2 separate regions of the Homo sapiens genome follow, and region 1 is linked to region 2. Evidence: chromatin contacts called from ENCODE Hi-C data. All regions are on one chromosome and are shown on one strand. Each heading gives the region's core, a stretch centred on a gene start or an enhancer-like site at or near the end of the contact. The rest is flanking DNA. Distances are from core to core; before and after follow the strand shown. Region 1 holds the start of LINC00524 (long intergenic non-protein coding RNA 524). Region 2 has its middle 120 kb from the start of LINC00524.

What was found. A loop is a pair of places that touch in the nucleus more often than their neighbours do. Pooled maps may share reads with other maps.
Region 1: a pooled map of right lobe of liver shows a loop between it and region 2 (2.0-fold over the local background). The contact joins the promoter of LINC00524 here to the enhancer-like site in region 2. A Hi-C loop is called at or near these places in 1 of 50 pooled maps.

What each region holds. Positions count from the first base shown.
Region 1 is chr14:101,405,828-101,412,438 of GRCh38, forward strand. It overlaps LINC00524 (long intergenic non-protein coding RNA 524), which reads right to left and starts at 2,095. Exons shown (of 2, transcript NR_126006.1): 1 at 1,916-2,095; 2 at 160-397. RefSeq lists enhancers at 1,715-2,436, 2,437-3,160, 3,161-3,882.
Region 2 is chr14:101,282,715-101,288,938 of GRCh38, forward strand. No RefSeq gene overlaps it. Among named protein-coding and RNA genes, the nearest start is that of LINC00524, 120 kb to the right of the region's middle. RefSeq lists an enhancer at 6,028-6,224. Within about 2 kb of position 3,742, at least 3 of the 41 ENCODE cell types and tissues checked have a DNase peak (open chromatin) inside an H3K27ac peak, as active enhancers do.

The DNA of each region.
Region 1 (6,611 bases), core at 845-3,344, 120 kb after region 2:
TGTAAAATATCGGCAAGAGTTCTCATCGTCTTACAAGAAGTAGCCTGTGTACAACTTAATATCAATCCAAGGAGGACCAAGAGGCATGCCGAAATGAGATTTAAAGGTTAAACAGAAATCTGGAGGGAAAGGAAGAATTGCAACCACACTGGCCAATGATCTAGTGTTGTTACTCTCATTTATTTGCTAAGTTTCCCTTTCAGTTTAAAGCACGGCATTTAATTCAGACATTGTCCTTCACTCCCCATGAGCCAATGAAAGAGGAGATGCGTGGGCTGTGGAGGGGCTGAGATGCTTGTGGACACCTGGGGCAGCGGCTGTGGGCTGTGGTCTCCCGGGCTGTGCAGGTCAGGAGGTCAGGAGGTCTCTGGAGAGAGGCATCATCATGGAGCTGGGCCTGCTGGAGAAAGGAGTTGGCCACGGACACCCCAAACACCCCGATTTGATCATGACACTTTCTGTGCATGGAACCCCACATGTACCCCTTAAAATTTTACCCTGTAAAATATTATGTATCAATACAAGAGAGCACCAAAGCAATCATCCTACTAGCCACCATATGCCATCCTAGCTTCTCCACAGTAACACGTCATTTACTCCTCAGAGCGGCTCAGCGAGGTAGGGCCTGCTGATGGTCCCTTTCACAGGTGAGAACACAGAGGCCCTGGGAAGCTGAGGGGTTTGCTAGAGATCAGGAAGCCAGGACTCGGGCTTGGGTGCTGGGCTCTGGGCCTGTGTGTCTGACTTCTCCGAGGGGGTGCTGCCTTCTCCTTTCCTCTCTTTCTCCCTAACCCCCCCACACTCAGCCACTAAGTATTTTTAGAATTATTACTATTTAGGTATCATCTATAAAACATGACATTTACCATTTTAACCATGTTTTCATGTATACTCCAGTGGCATCAAGTACATTCACACCATTGTGCAACCATCCCCACCACCCATCTCCAGAGCCCCCATTCAATAGAAACCCCCCCTTCTCCCCTCCCCCAGCTCCTGGCCACCACCATCCTGCTTTCTGTCTATGAATTTGACTGCTCAGGGTGTCTAGAGTGGAGTCCTGCAGAATGAGCCCTTTTGGGTAGAGGTGATTTCATTCAGCACAATGGCCTCAAGGTTCACTGGTACTGTAGCGCGTGTCAGGGTTTCCTTCCAGTTTAAAGTAGAATCCTCTGGTTGTTTGTCCATTACTCCATGGACACCTGGGTGGCTGCCACCTGTGCCCTGGTCTCTAAGAGCTGCTGGCACTCTCGCTCCTCCCTGGTCCCTTTCCTTGCTCACCTGCCCTCCCCTGGCTCGGCTCCTCCTCCCAGGCCTCCAGCCTGCCTTCCCGGCACCCCACGCCTGCTGCCTCGGGAATCTTGCCCAAACTCCAATCTGCTTGGGCCTCTCTTACTGGTAAACCCACAAGGATCCCCACCTTCAGCAAAAAAGAGTTCCAAAGGCTCCATGTAGGAGCCCAGGCCCCTCACTGACTGCCCTGGCCAGCCTCTCCAGTGTTGCCCCAACGGAGCCCTGCCCTATGTACCTACCCTTGTTTTCCTGAAAACCACACTCTTTCCTGCCTGGAGGACACCCTTCTCACCCTGGAGAGATTACCCTTCTAGAAACAAACCAAACACACCCTCTGCAGAGGCTCTGCCAGCCGCCTTCTCCAGGCAAGGCAGGCTGCCTGCCCCCACGCTCACGGCAGCTTCCTGGCATACTTGCTGCCTCGGTTTGTGCAAAAGCAAACCTGCAAGTCGCATACTTAGGGGATGGCCCGGGAAGCCCATAAGGATGTGGGAGAACAAGACAGGGAGGGCAAGAAGGACAATCACAGACTCATCCTGGAGCACATTCAACTGTGGGACACAGGAACTCATCCCTGAGACTGCCTGGAATGTAGCTCGGAACTGTCCCAACAGCTCCTAACCTTCCGAGGTTGATGGTCCCTCCTGGTTAACTCCGTGGCCAGCAAGAGGTCCCAGGAGGCCATCACTGCACACAGCAACCATCCACCATGCCTGCATGCAGGTGGCCTCTGGGTGGAACAGAGGGATGTGGGCAAAAATCTGGGATGACCGCAAGGGCGCCAGGCACACAGTGGGTTTGCGACTGTGGTATCTGCCTCTCCCACGGGAGGCAGACCCCATCACCAATTTCTCTCTGTACCCCCAGCCCATGGCAGGTTGGAGACATCTGAAAAAGGTAGCAAATGAGTCCATGAGTGGCTGTGTGGGAATGAGATGGACTGGGTCTTGGGAGAGAGGAGGCAGGAGTGGATGTTGGAAAGACAGGCTGCTGAGAGGAGAACACAGTGGCAGGGCAGGTGAGCAGCGGCCAGGGGCTCCCTCACACACTTCACCCCAGCCCCTGCGCCAGCCTCATCTGCCTGTCTCCCACCTGACCCTTTTGCCGTTCACCTCCGTCCTCTCTCTGCTGGGTTCTCAAGGCAATCGCACCTTGCCTAGCAACTGTTGCTACCGAAAGCCAACGTCCCTGGTATTCCAACAATAAAGCACAGCGCTCCGACTACAACTCCCAGATATTATTGAAAAGAAAGGCAGGTTTATTTCAAGGCCAGGAGGGGAGAGGATCTGCGTGTTGGAGGCTGGAGCAGCAGCGCATTCGATGGCCGGCCTGACAGCATGGCGAGCAGCTTGTGCTGGTGCGTCCTCCAGAAAAAGAATGCGCGCTCTCCAGGAGGTGATGGTCCCTGTTCATAAACTCCCTGTTGCTCCCTGTTCCCATTCAGCTGGGTCAACATGTGCCTGTAAATTCCTCCCGAAAGGGAAATCATAACAGCATCAGCAGCCCCAGAAATGACAAACAACTCAAGTATGGAAAGCCAGCTGCCAAGTATTCAACAGTACTCATGTTGCACCAGAAACAAAAAAAATCAGATAAGAAAAATAAACCCAGTTGTGTGCATAGTTCCTTAAATATGTATCCCATTTTGTGGTTCCTTCCAGTCTTCGGTGTAATGAATATATCCATTGGTTAGGGGTCACGGAATGGCAGGTCCTACCAGGCTGCCTTGGATTGGCGAACTGTGATGTTCTGCTTTCTCCCTTCTCTGAAGCATGGAGCGGTGCGAGACGTTCAGAACAGACAGCCACTGACATTAATTTTCCTGCTGGCCTCCTTGCTAAATTGTTTTATGACTTGTTTGCTGTGTCTTGGTTGCCCTATTGTGTTGAGTTGATTTGGCAGTGGTTATTTAAAACATGCTTTGTCATCCTCAGGATGAGTGGAGGATCCCGGGGGTCACTTTTGCACAACAAATGGTCATTGAGCTGAAGAACTGTCAGAGTCACCACCTCCACAGTCAAGTGGCAATGGAATCCGAAGACAGGGTCAGCTCGGTACACCACGAGCCGAGATCCACGGGACGGACGGTGTGCAGGCACCAAAGCGTGGACAGGCCATGCTTTGCTTAACAGCATGGGGCTGGCCACGGCACCAGGGCCTCTGCCAGCCTCACGAGGCCCCTCCTGGCGTGGCCATAAAAGCCACAGCTGCAAACGCTGACACGGCAAGAAAAGAATATGGTGAGAAACCAGCTTTTGCCTTTGCTTCTCAGACTCCTCGGAAGATCCGAAGGGCACTTTCCCATCCCCAGGAATGAGAGGCCAGATTCCTCCATGGTCCAGTCAGGAAATGTAATCAAGCATCAACGCGGAGCCAGGATCTGTGCCTCAAACTTGAAACGTGGCCCTATCTTCAAGGGTGCTCACACTCAGATGACTTAAACCAAAAATGACACGGTGTGGCCTGCACTTGCCCATGCCATAGTCAGGAAAGCCTAGTCAAGGACAACGCAAGCCCAGAGGAAGAGGGTCTAAACCCAGCCGAGAACAGCCACCCAGAGCAGAGGCCCTCCCCTGAGAGAAAGCCACCTGCTCTCAGCCATCCCTCTTCTTTCCCTACGAGCTCCAGGAGACAGAAACCATGATGCTTAGGTAGACATCAATCTGTTATGGCAGGCACCAGAATGTTTCTTCTCCTGTGTCCCATCAGGAGTCAAAACTGATCTCAGCCTGGGCAATGTAGCAAGACCTCATCTCTACAAAAGATAAAAAGGTTAGCCGGGTGTGGTGGGGTGCGCCTGTAGTCCCAGCTACTCTGGGGGCTGGGGTGGAAGGATCGCTTGAGCCTGGGAGGTTGAGACTGCAGTGAGCCGAAATCATACCACTGCACTCCAGCCTGAGTGACAGAGCAAGCCCCTGTCTCAAAAAAAAGAAGAAGAAAAGTGATATCTCTGCTACTGAGGACAAACATCATGCACCCTTTCTTCTTAAAGAGGAGCAAATTTCCCACTTCCAAGTCCTGTTAGTGAAAGTCCCGGAGGAGCCCCAGCCTGAGCCATAGCAGGAGAGTCGCAGAGAGATGAAAGGGTCTGTCCCCAGCCCACTGTGGCCTCCAGAGGTAGCATCTTCTGCTCAGCAGCAGAACAAACATTTCCATGGAGCAGCTAAGTTGAAAAGCCCCCAGGAGGCAAGGGTAGGAGTTACAAGAAACCAGAAAGTCTACGGCAAGGTCAGGGTGACTCGGGTGGGGTTTCTCTTGCTTCCCCTTTCAATAGCATTCATGAAGTGGCTGAAAGTCTTCATCTTGTTATTAGCTTTGCTTTCTGGCCTCGTTTATCTCTAATTGTTTTCCTAAGCCTTGAAGAGGAAATTCTGTTTTCTTTCTGGTCCTGCTTACATTTAAATCCACTTAAGTTTCTGTCTGTGGCTTTCTTCTCAAAAGGGCCACCGGCTCCCTGGGGGACAAGCATCCTCCTTATAAAGTTGAAGGGAACTGGGAAGATCTTGAAAGACTTCTCTATTGTTCATGCAGACAAGTTGTGGGAATTTATTTCTGTGGGTCTGTTTCCTCTTTGTTCAGGGGGCCCCATTCTTCTCCAATTATCTGCCTATACCAGAGAGTATTTTCAGAATCTGTGCAGGATGTTTTAGACTGAATAAGGACAAGCATTGAGGGAGGTTGATATTTTGCTAATAATAACAGTGGAAAAAGGTACCATTTCTGAAGCACCTACTGTGTGCTGGAACCTTCTGTGTGCATCACATTTTAACCCTCTCAACTCTCCAGGAATGTATTATGACACCTACTCTATAGATTCAAAAACTGAAGGGCAGAGATGTAAAGAACTTGCCAGAGTTACCAGCAGTGAGAGAACCAGGGGTCAAACCCAAGATTGACCCAAGCTCCTGCTGACCCCACGATTTCACGTGGCGCCCAGTGAAACTGTAAGCAAAGCACCACTCCACAAATGCCTCACTCATCTCCACACCCACCTGACACAGTCATTGGATTTTAGGACACGCATCCTTCTTTCAAAGTTCAGGAATGTTCACAAGCAAGTCAAAATTCATTTTGAAAGCTCCTTTGACTTGACCGAAGACGCCCCAAGATGTCACCAAAAGCCAAGGATGGGAAGCCCTGTTCTATCAAGGTGCTGAAACCCAGTCCTGGGGAGTGTTTGACTTGGGAAGTAGGCTGCCCTCCTTCTGCTCACCGTGGGCAGGGACCAGAGAGAGGGTCTGGGATTCAATACGAGCCTGATGGGGGTTCTGCCATGGGGTGTTGGACGGGGGCGTTCGACAAACCAGTGCAGGCTCAAACCCTGCTCCTCTTGCCCCCAGCCCCAAGAGTCACCGAGAAAACAAACACAGTAAGTCTTTCTTAAACCTCCCACCAAGCAAGGGTGCAAAGGAAGACCATGGGCCTCAGCGTGAATGCCCACGCACCACAGCTCTTGGCATGGGTCCCCCTGCCTGCCACATGTTACCACCACTCGCTTTGAAGAACAGCGTGTTCATCAGCACTCACGAGGCTTAACAGCCACAGTTTAACCTAGTAATGCCCAGCCCCCACAGCAGGCTAGTCATCATGGTCAGTGAGAAACAGCCAGACTTTTCACGCAGATGGGCATTTTCGGGGCCAGTCTCTGCACTCTCCAAGCAGGAGCTGGTTGGAGTCTCTGCAGGCTCAGGCCCAAGACGGGTGGCCTTCCCAGCAGCTTCGCCATATCAGCTGCCACGTGCTATACCGATGTCCTTCGAGGCTCATCCTAGGACTTCATCAAAACCGTTTTTGCAGATGCCAGGACTGTAATATTCACCACTTCCCCCAACCAGCACATGACCTTGATGGAGCTGGAATCAGCCAGATCCAAACAAACTGGGCGCAACGTCTGCTCTCCAGCTGCACTGTGCTTGGGGTGCACTCAGGGGTTTGTTCAGCTCCCCCGCCAAAGAATTGGAGAAGTCGTATTTCACATATAAATATATTTTACTTCTCAGTTCACTAACATCAGCCTCTCATAAACTCACTAAATGAAAAGCTGCAAGAATCACTTTGTTATGGATATGTAAAATGACATATTGCATTGGCTAATTATTTCTCTATGGAATGAACAGCCCCATGACTTTCAGGGGCCCCAAAAGAGAACGCTCTACAACAGAAGCACAAGGTCATTCTTTAGTGGGCAGGTAATTGGGAACTCCATGCTAGGCTGTGGCTTATTAGGGATTTGCGGTTCCCCTCAATGCACATTAACTGAAAAGCTGGACAGTATCTAGAGCAGGCGTGCCTTCCATGGCAACAGCATCTCCGTCTTC
Region 2 (6,224 bases), core at 2,492-4,991:
CTTTTTTTTAAAGTTACACACTTACCATATGATCCATAAATTCTGTTCTGAGGTATTTGTCCAAGAGAACTGAAAACGTGTTTGCAAAAAGACTTATACGTGAATGTTCACAGTAGTCTTATTCATAATCAACAAAAACTGGAAACAACTCAAATGTTTGTTGAAGTGAATTAAAAAATTGAAGTGTAACCATACAATAGCTATCACTCTGCAATGAAAATGAATATATTTCTAATACATGCAACAAAATGGATGAAGCTGAAAACCAGTACACTAAATGAAAGAGGTCAGACAGAAAACACTAAAACCTATGCACTTCATGATTCCAATTATATGAAGTTCTCAAAAAAGTCAAAACTGTAGTGACTAAATTCAAATCAGCCATTGCTGGGGTTCAGGGGTTGAGAAGGGACTGATTTCCAAAGGACAAGAGACAAATTTGGGGGCCAACAGAAAGGTTCTATATCACAATCGCGATGGTGTTTACATGAATACATATTTTTCAAAATGTATATTATTGAATTAGACCCTTAAATAGGGAATTTTACTGTGTGTGAACTATATTAGGTCGGTGCACAAGTAACTGCAGTTCTTGGCGTTACTTTTAATGGCAAAACCTTCAATTACTTTTGCACCAATCTGATATTTTAAGAAAGGCAACAAAAACAGTTCCTAGCTGCTTTCAGTCTTGGTTTCTCACTCAAACCTTTCAGCCCGATAGGACTTCACTTTTTAGGTGAGCTCAATTCCTCCTGTGCCCCAAGGACTGGGAGCGCCCTCCCCAGAAAATCTGGTTGAATTGAAAAAATACAGGACTCAGACAGTAGGTTTTTTTTCCATCCCTCCGGGGTCACATGCCTTCTGATTTCTTCTTGCCTTTGGTTGCACAGCAGTGCCATAAAGCAGTTGCTTTTTCAGTTGGTCCAGAGTTTGTAATTGTTATTGGCAGAAGGCTGGTCTGATACAATCTACTCTGCCATTCCTAGAACCCAAAAGTTTGTTCTCTTATTTTTTTATTTTTATCTTTTTTATTTTTTTGAGATTTGTTGCCCAGGTTGTAGTGCAATGGTGCGATCTTGGCTCACTGCAACTTTCGCCTCCCAGGTTCAAGTGATTCTCCTGCCTCAGCCTTCCGGGTAACTCAGACTACAGGCACGCGCCACCACATCCAGCTAATTTTTGTATTTTTAGTAGAGACGGGGTTTCACCATGTCAGCCAGGCTGGTCTCAAACTCCTAACCTCGTGATCCACCCACCTTGGCTTCCCACAGTGCTGGGATTACAGGCGTGAGCCAGGGCACCTGGCCCTCTAATGTCTTTTTATATTTACTGTTCTCTTCTACTACTCTATAGTATCTCTTTTTTGACCAACATTATATTTTCCAACTTTAAATTCTATTTTGGGAGATGTTTAACAAATTGTTACCTTAGATTTATTTTGATTCCTGTATGCCTGCAATATATATTTTTGTGTCTTTATTTTCAACCTTTAGACATTCTTTTATTTTAAGCACATCTCTTGGAAACAATTTATTGTTGAAACTCTTTTTTAAAAATCCACTGCAAAAGTCTCTTTCTTTTAATTGATTCAACCAATTTACACTCACTGTAATTACTGTCATAATTAGTTTTATTTCAGCGGTTTTATTCCATTTTTTTTCTATTTAACTTTCATTTTGTATTCTCTTTTCTTTTCCCACCTTGCATTAGAAAGACGGAAAGGTTTTTCGCTGATAGAAATGTATACATTCTATTTTTGTTTCAATGCAGTTGTAGTTACATTATTATGACCTCAAATTAAGCTTAGCTCACTATCCACAGTTTCACTCCATAGCCCCTCCTGAAATCACATGGGTATCATTTAGAGTTTTAGTTTGAGAGTCTTACAGGTTTGTGTTTTGGCTTTGTTTTGGTTCGGTTCTTGCCTCGAAATGTTAATACTGAGTATCAACTTGATTGGATTGAAGGATGCAAAGTATTGTTCCTGGGTGTGTATATGAGGGTGTTGCCAAAGGAGTTAACATTTGAGTCAGTGGACTGGGGAGGTAGACCACCCTCAGTCTGGGTGGGCCCATCTAATCAGCTGCTAATGGAATGTGGAAAGGCTAGACTGGCTGAGTCTTCCAGCTTCCTCTTACTCCCATCCTGCCCTCAAACATCGGGCTCCCAAGCTCTTCGGCTTTTGGACTCTTGGACTCACCAGGGGCTCTTGGACTTTCAGCCACAGACCAAAGGCTGCACTGTTGGATTCCCTACTTTTGAGGTTTGGGGACTTGGACTGGCTTCCTTGCTCCCTACCTTGCAGACAGCCTACGGTGGGACTTCACCTTGTGATCATGTGAGTCAATTCTCCTAATAAACCCCCCTTCATATATTCATCTATCCTATGAGTCCTATCCTTCTAGAGAACCCTGACTAATCCATGCCTGTTTAGGTAACTGTACATTTTACTGAATTAAATTCCTCTCCTTTACCTCTGTGTTCTAGCATCCTACTGGCTTTAAGTCTCTTCTGCTCTGAGTGACATTTTCCCACGTAGCAGGACCCAACCACCTTCAGTTGCCTCAGAGACTTCACAAGGCTGGCCAGGCCTGTCCCCCTCCCTCCCTCCCTCTTCCTCGGCATCACCAGGTGTGGTTCAGGGCAGGGGGCCAGCAGCCGCCAATTGTTCACCATCTTGTCAGGAAGCAGAAGTCGTGCAGCCCCTTCCTGTTGGTGACGGGCAAGCGCTCCATCACCCCAATCAATGTGCATTCACTGATGCCCAGTCTATGCCAAGCTCTGAGCTGGGCTGCAGGCACATGGTCGAGAGTGACACAACTCCATTACCTTCTAGTGGGGCAGATGGGCACACAGTAATGCACGATAATAACTAAATATGACAATCGTGAGTCACGGAGGCAAGAACACAGCAGAAAAGTGCAGCTGACCTGCGGGGGAGGACACCAAGAGAGAGTGGGGTGAGGCAGTAGTTCAGCTGCACCTTCCAGGATGAGGAGCGAGTCCAGGAGAGAAGGGCGGCATCGGGAAGGTGGGAGGGCAGTGCGTCCGTGAGGATGGCCACTGGAGGATGGAGAGAAAGGGGAAGAGCAGAGGGAGGGGAGCCTGGGCAGACCGCAAAGGGCTTTCAGCAGGGGCGGCAGGAACCCTGGTGCAGTTCTCTGGAGAGCTGATCTGATGGGGGTCTATTTCTGGAAACTGGCTCTTGCTTCTGGGTGGCTGGGGAGGCCCCTGGAGGCCATGGTTTTGAGCTCTGCCACTTTGGTTTAGAACGAACATCCATGAACGTGTACTAAATGGAAGCACCGAGCGTCTCCCCATTGCCAACATAAGGGGGCTGGACAACTTCTGGTTCCTGACAAGATGGTGAACAATTGTGGGCTGCTGGCTCCCTGCCCTGAACCAAACCTAGAGATGCCACGGAAGAGAGACGGAGGTGGACGGGCCTGGCCAGCTTTGAGGGGAGCAGTGGTGAGCCCTGACGTGGGACCCTGTGATCCTGAAGTCCAGGAGGAGCCCGGCTGGTCCTGGAACCCACCCGCCCACCTCTGGGTCCTCCACACACCTCACTGCCTCCTGTGTGGGCATCCCTGGGCCCTGGTCACTCAGCTACTGGAGGCCGAGGGCAGGGGAGTGGCGGGGTGTGGGCCGGGTTAGAGCAGACAGGTCCATGTTCCTGCACGGAATTTGTTCTGGTGTGAAAGTCAGAGGGAAGCATGCTGTTGTGGCAGGGGTTCAGATCAACAAGGGGAGTGAAAACGGAGAAGGCGGCCAGGCCACGCAAAGCACAGGCTGTAAAAAGACGAGCTCCCTGCCCAGCCGACTAAACAGGGCTATGGGGAGGAGACGCCTCCAGGAGTAAACAATACAAGGTCTCCTACCTGTGCGACAGGACGAGATGGAAAACACATTCGATGATGAAAGCCTGTTTAAAAGGCACAAGGCAAAACAAATAAATTAACTTAGTATGTTCTGAAACAATTACAACAATACCCACTGCCCTCACCCCACCCCCACCCCCAGCTCTGACTAGAGGTCCTCCTTCTGGCTTGAACCCAGGGGTCTTGGCAACATTTGAAATGGCCTCAGAGTACAGTGCATGCCTTTGGACTGAACCGGACTAAGCCCGACTGGACATGGTCTCCATCAGCTCGCACATCTGGCTGCCTTCCCCGAATCCTCTCTTGTGCCTAAATACAGAATAGGGACAAGCTCTCTCTGCCCAGCAGGCTGCTGCCCCGAGGTCTGTGTGGGGTTGCGCCTGCTGGAAATGGTGCCAATGTCATGGGCATGGTAGGGACTGGGTGTTCGCTGTAACACCCCCGACTCATGCTGATCTCTACCGGGTCTTGTCTCCTTTTTCAAAAAACCAGCCCATTTCTAATGTCTCCCCGCCCCACCGCACCAGTCTTTCCAAATGTCCAAGAGGACACATAAGAGATCTGCTCTGTTAGTGGTGAGAGTCCTCTTGCTGCCTCAGCAGAACCCAGCAAGCTCATGTGCGCTCTTCCAGGATCAGTTTAGATGCCAGCCCCTCTGGGAAGCTATGGTGGGCAAAATCATGTCCCCCCAAAGATGTCTGCATCCTGATCCCTGGAACCTGTGGCTATGTTGCTTGTAGGTCAAGGGGTGGAGTTAAGGTTGCTGATGGAATTAAGGTCACTAATCAGCTGACCTTAAAATAGGGGGATTATCCTGGATTACCCTAGTGGGTCCCAGTGTCATCAGAGGGCCCCTAAATGTAAAAGAAGGAGGCAGGAGGGGATGTGAGAAGGACTCAAACCCTCAGACTCAGCAGCCACCCTGAAGATGAAGGAAGAGGCCACGAGCCAAGGGACGCAGCCCTGACTGGCTGTGTGCTCCTTGCTCAGGGCAGGGCTGGTGGCTAGTCACTGTGTCCCCAGCTCTGCGGCAGACACATACAGAATCTCCCTGCTTAATGATGAGTGAAGAAATGATAAAAAATTAGCAAAAACCAAAATGATGGTACCTGCAGACATTCTTCTGGTCCAGAGCATCCCATTTTCTTTGTGGAGGATAGCCCCAGCCTCCCAGTTTCTCTCCTAAAGGCATTGCTACCTCATAGTTCACTTCAACCCTCCCGAGCTGGCTTCTGGACTCAGCCTTCCCCCAGCCTGGACTAGGCGCCCCCTCACCAGCTCCAGGAACATCCCCGGCATGCCTGAAGCACATCTGCTCCCAGCAATGTCCACTCCGAATCCCAGCCTCCATGTCCCTGGCATCCCACATTGATGAATGGAGGCCTGTGAAGCTTTGCTGAGCAGAGTTACCTGAGGCAAGGAGATGGCCAGGAACAGTCAAGCACTCTGCTGGTGTGCGCGGGAAGTAGGGCAGGTTTGATGCTATTACATTTGCATGCTCTGTCCTTATTTTCTCTTCACTTTCCCTGCGTGTGCCTGTTTTTGCTGAATTAATGAAAAGAGTATGTTCCTGTTTCTGCTGAATTAATGAAAAGGGCGTGTGCCTGAGCTTGCCTCTCATGCAGGACACCCTACAGTGTACTGAGACTCTATTCACGTGGCTCCCTCCTTGGAGCCAGGCTGGAGCTTGGAGTGGACACGGGGTCCCCAGGAGTCAGTGGTGGGGACAAGAAGCATAATTCAGGGGCCCAGGGTGCTCCCCTGGGAAGGGCGCTGACTGGTGTGGCCCCCACTGCTGGAGGGATGCCCCACCCTGAAGCCCTCTTCTGCTCCCCTGGAGAGGAGGTGGAAGCCTCACGTATGACAGGAACAACCATTCCTGTTACTGTATCCTAGAAGAGTCAGCACCACTCTTTCACACTGCAGGAGGAGCCGCTGTGAGTCTGCGGTGGGAGACGGCAGAACAGACTCCTAAATCAAGTGCAGCAAGCTCCCCGAGGACCCTGTCGCTTGAGATCAAAGTCTGGACAATAATTACACAACATGGAGCGTCGCTTGCTTCCGGCCCCTTTCTGAGCCTCTCCTCTGTCCACAGCCACCCACAGCAGCTCTCCAGCTATGGCCACCCCCAGTAGCAGGAAGGAATGTCGGTGATTACCCAATTCTGATTTCAAGGCCAGCTCCCAATTCATTCATGCTGAAGATGGGCCTTGGCCTCTCTGCCTCTTCCCTCCCCCTGGTGGACTCGGCCTTGACTCTTCAATGATTTACTGCCAGACCCAAACAGCAGCGCAAAAATTGGACAGTGGCATTCCCCACTTTCCCTTGCTCAGACCCCAGACC